Regions from separate parts of the Mus musculus genome. Here region 2 is linked to region 1. Evidence: chromatin loops called from intact Hi-C (ENCODE). Cell type or tissue: gastrocnemius. All regions are shown on one strand.

The links. Hi-C counts contacts between places; a loop is a spot of excess contacts. Peaks named below come from ENCODE experiments on the same cell type or tissue, not always from the same donor. Only the 100,000 strongest peaks of a DNase experiment are listed, where the experiment ranks them.
Region 2: it touches region 1 in a loop (5-fold over the local background); 3 of 42 quality-filtered maps call a loop at or near these places.

What each region holds. Positions count from the first base shown.
Region 1 is chr16:3,742,596-3,745,095 of GRCm38, forward strand. Zfp263 (zinc finger protein 263) reads left to right here and starts at 1,504. Exons shown (of 6, transcript NM_148924.3): 1 at 1,504-2,172. The coding sequence starts at 1,780. In gastrocnemius, no CTCF peak of the experiment used is centred here; DNase peaks (open chromatin) are centred at 1,095, 1,431 and 1,885; H3K4me3 peaks cover 2,025 bases; H3K27ac peaks cover 2,068 bases.
Region 2 is chr16:5,253,129-5,255,628 of GRCm38, forward strand. All of the region lies in intron 1 of Eef2kmt (eukaryotic elongation factor 2 lysine methyltransferase), which reads right to left. Among named protein-coding and RNA genes, the nearest start is that of Eef2kmt, 1.6 kb to the right of the region's middle. In gastrocnemius, a CTCF peak has its summit at 1,347 (motif pointing left); a DNase peak (open chromatin) is centred at 1,363; H3K4me3 peaks cover 1,516 bases; H3K27ac peaks cover 2,324 bases.

The DNA.
Region 1 (2,500 bases):
TTATATTGGGACCTCACGACGGCACTCCATGCCATAACCACAGGACTTACTTCATACCATATCTTCAAAGTTCTATTTCATGTATGAATGCTGAAGCTCTGAAGGGAAAGATACCCTGGCAATCGGGAACCAAAAGTCGTGCCGCACGACAAACCTCATTCAAGAGACTCATTGGGAAGGAAAAATCCAGAACATCATTCTCAGCTCAGGAAAGAAAGCAGGGAACTGAGTGGTAGGCAGGGTTTATACAAGATTTCTTAATCTTCCCACCACAGCTTTCCAGGGTGAGGATTGGTAGAATTTCACTGAGCTTGAAGGAGATCAGAGACTGATGAGTTTGCTCAGGGCTTGAAGGGTTTCTATACCAAGCTCCAGGATTAGTGGGTTTTTCTGTTCAGGGTTGGTGGGATTTATTTATTTTTATCTTTTTGTCTTGTAGGGTGGGGCCAGGCTACTCTTCCTCCTCGGGCCAGGGAATGACAGTAACAGCTATTATTAAACAACTATTAGGGTTAGGGACCATTAAGGAAGTCAGAGGTGGGAGGGACCTGGCTGCTGGAGCTCCTGGTGGCCATTTTCCTGCCTCAAGGTCTTACAAAGTATAAAAAGTTCACAAAGGGAGACCAGAGCAAGGAAGGCTTTCCCTGCCTCTTGAGTTGCAATGAATAGACAACAATGTAAGCATGTGTCCAATAAGTGATTACGGGTTTTCGTGACACACTCCTAGAATCTGCAGACTCCACCACCTGTCTGTGACAGCTGCAGTCTCAGGCCTGGGCTATTCTCTCTTCAAAAAATAAGGAAGTCCGCCTTGGTGTTTCCTTTTCTTCAACCTTCAGGAAAATAGTCAGAGCCGATGATTATGCTAATCCTTAGACCTGCTCTGGGAGATGGCAAGAGCAGTTCATACCCAGAGCGTTCTTCTGGGTCGACCAGCCACCTAAAGATGGAGGACTAGGGACCATCGCTCACAGGGAGGCAAAAGCTCGGGCACGGGTATGTTTATCGTAGCTCGACAATCCATTTAGACCTGCTCAAGCCACAGTGCAGGCGCAATAACAAGGGCGCGCCATGGACTACATTTCCCACCAGCCCCAGGCAGCTCGAGCCCTGGAAGCACAGTCTATTTCCGGTTGTAGGTCTCCGGAGTGTTGGGATCGGCCTTCGGAAAGGTTTTCTTTGTTAAGCTTCTGGGCCCCGACATGACACTCTAGCGCCTCTGGACTCTGGTTCAAGCGTGGCTGAAGAACTTACCTTTTGGCAAACTTTCCTATGCAAATCTGAGCCAGGTTGTCCCCGGGTCACATCCGCCCAGGGATTCCCACCCCTACCGCTTCCCCACCTGGAGGCCCCGCCCATTGCGTAGCCCCGCCCCTCATCCCCATCCGACTTGTTCCCCTCCCGCTCTTTTATGCAAATTTTCCTTGTCCTGGGTGGACCGTGAGTACGTGGTGAGACCCGACCCAATGGGAGACAGCGCAAGGGAAACGTGAACCGGAAGTCCGTCCTGACTAGCGGCCGTTGGCTTATGACGCCTAACTCGCGTGCTGAGGCTTGCGACCCGGGCCCTGCGACTTAAGTTCTGTGCGGGCCTGAGAAGCCGGTCAGGTGGCGACGCTGCAGGCCTGATATTGCTGAGATTGTGACCTGGGTTCCTCCGGCGGGATTTGGAGCCCGGAGTCTCTCGGTTGCTGCAGCCGTGGCCTACTGCTGTACAGAACCCAGGGCGTCTCTCAAGGCGGACGTAGCTGGTGTCGGGACCTAGGCTGGTGTCGGGGCATGACTATGGCTGCGGGCCCAAGCTCGCAGGAGCCAGAAGGGCTCCTCATAGTGAAACTGGAGGAGGACTGTGCCTGGAGCCACGAGGTACCCCCGCCTGAGCCAGAGCCCAGCCCGGAGGCCTCCCATCTGCGATTTCGACGGTTCCGCTTTCAGGACGCCCCGGGTCCCCGGGAGGCCCTTAGCCGGCTTCAGGAGCTTTGCCGCGGGTGGCTGCGGCCGGAGATGCGCACCAAGGAACAGATCCTGGAGCTGTTGGTGCTGGAGCAGTTCTTGACTATCCTTCCCCAGGAGATTCAGAGCAGGGTGCAGGAGCTGCGCCCAGAGAGCGGCGAAGAAGCAGTCACTCTTGTGGAGCGTATGCAGAAAGAACTTGGGAAACTGAGGCAACAGGTGACAGCTGTTTTACCCGTGGTTTGGCCCGGAAGTCATTGTGCTAGCCTCTTCTGTAGTCGAATATACTTGATCGTCCTGAGTACACTTTACAGGAAGGAGAGGGATTTTTTTGTAGCTTATCCTTTCCTTCCAGATTGTTCCCATATGACGACAGTAGGAAGTGAGGAGCACTTCCACCAGTATTTAGTTATGTAGTTAGAAAGCTTCTCACAGGCCTCGTGACTTTGGGCAGACTACTTAATCTGTTTCGTCCTGTTTTTCTGTTGGCTAAAGCACTGTCTGGGAATAATTTTGAGGACTTGGAGAAAAGTATGTCGTTTGGATG
Region 2 (2,500 bases), 1.5 Mb after region 1:
CATTTTCTCAGCAACAGTACACTCCTGTGGAATATTCCGGTAAACAGTATAATCCTAGGGGCTAATCCTAAGTAGAAGCCACCAGAGGTGAACTTGCTCTAATGTCACGGGCCACATATGGCTGAGTATGAGAAGACCGTGTCCCGATTCACATCAGATGTGGCTGCCCAGCCAGAAGTCATGGGGTCATGGCAACTTTGGGGCTGAGCTGGTAAGCTGGGAACAAGTTACAGCGTAAAGGCCTGAGATCTGCTCTCTAAGCTAAAATGGAGACTCAGATGTGTGGTGCCAAGCCTGAGGACGGCATCTTTGACACAGGGACTATAGCTACAACTCCAGTCAGGCAGGTATGTGACACACAGCAAGCCACTTTATGTCAATCAGGTTCTCTACAATCTGCCTTGACCCTTTTCTGAGCACAGCTATACAGTGTTATTTCTGCTCCCTGCACTGTGGCCACAGCAGCTGGCTTGCTGCTCTTAAGCACGGCAACCATGTTTCTACCACAAGACCTTTGCTCCCTCTTCTCTGAGACCATCCCTGGGGCTTGGGTAGCAGTTCAAGTACCTCTTTGGGGAGGCCTTTGATGACTCTACTTTGTTTGTCATTTCCTTGTTTATTTTTTCATCCGTCTGAGACAGGGTCTCATCTTGTAGCTGGGGCTGGCCTCTAATCCACAGACTCTCCTGCTTTAGGACCCCAAGCTGTGGTTATAGGCATGAGCTGCCACACATGGTTTTGCCTGGTGTCTTCTGGTTCCTTACTGTTTTAGGGCTGGCTTCTCATGTGTTATGATGTGCCCTGGTGTGCAGCTCATGGACGGCATTCAGTAAATACTTACTGACCCAGTAACTGCTAGGAGGCACTCAGTGCACTTCCACAGTCAGGTGGAAGTCAGGGTTTGTACCCACGTACTCCCACAAAGTGAGATACAGGAGGGGCTGCCAACAGTATACAGGAGCAACAGTAATCAGGCGGTTAAGTCCACAATTCGTGTTCATGATAGTCTTTAGGTTCTTGGTAGAAGCGCTCTTATGTTCATTCTCCTATACATAAGCTACAGTTTGGGGGATGGGGCAGTATGACTCCCTAATTTGGAGCTGTGGGACTCTCCCTTTCTACCTTGGTTGCCTTCAGCAAAAGGATTGTCAGTCTGACAGCTTATACCAGCCTTGGCTGCCTGAACACTCCATAAACACCCTTAGACAACCAGACCTGATTGTCATGACTGCTGAAGCTGCGGGCTCAGCCGGGGCTGTTTGAAACTTTTTGCTGTTACAAACCTGGGTGTACAGTGTATTGCTCTGCACTCATTTCCTGTGGGACAGAGGGGAGCACGCCCCCTAGTGGCGTAGCGGAAGGATGGCTGGGATGGAACAAGAGGCAAAGCCGTGATTGGTTCAGACACCTACACAGCCTGCTGCTGTGGTCAAAGAGGGAGTAGACTGTAAGGAACCCTCCCGCGCTACCTCCTGGGAAGAGTCTCTTGCCTACTTTAGTAGTGCGGGCTGCGGGGGTAACAAGGAGAAAGCAGACCCAGTCAAGGCTCAACAGTGGACGGCAGAATTGTAAAAGCAGACAGGCTGGCCATGGTCAAGAGCTAATGAATCCGCACTTCCAAGACCTGCACAAGAGCTGTATGTTTCTAAGGGCTGCTGCCAAGGGCTGAAGAAATCCAATACCTTGGCCTGCTGGGAAGCTCGCAGCCAAAAATGTCCTAAGAACTCCCGGAGGGCCAAGGGCCCTACACTCAAGAAACCTGCAATTACTGGTCTTGTCTGCCTACAGCCGGCACAGAAAAACACAGTCAGCAGAGATCAGCACTCCCAGAACTTTTTGTCTATCTATGATTTCTAGCTGGGCAAAGGAAAAGAAGTCCAGCTGTTTAGTAGCAAGAGGCTGCTATCATTGTATCCTTTACTGTATTAATTAGAAATGATGGCACAGAGATGTAGCCTCTTGTAAAGTCCCACAGCACACAGGGGGTTGAATTAGAACTATAAGCAGGAAGCTGGCCTCCCCGGCCAGAGCTCTGATTCTTTCCTTCTTAAACTCCTGGTCAAATGGAGTGACCACAGACGCCAGTGCTGTGCACTGTGGGTGACCCTGAGCAAGTACTTAGCACAGCACATGAACTATTATTACAGTTGACATTGAATAAGGACTTATATGTTATTCGGGTTTCGTTTTGCGTTAAGACCAGAGATATTTTATGTCGATGAAATAATACAACTACCCAAACCACCCAACGAAACCGGGTAGACTCTGGAGGAATACAAATCTATAGTAACTCATGCCGGTGAGCTCACCGCACAAGAGTTAACAGCGAGGCACGCTCTAAAGGATCCTCGCGTCCGAGCTGCAGGTCCCCAGGCCACAGGGAAGCACCATTTTCAGTCCGAACTCCCTCTGAGACGGTTCTGCCTGAAGCCTGCCCTTCGGATGGGGACCTGGCCTCCTTTTCAGGAGAGCGCGGCTCTTGCCATTTGAAGACGTTTAG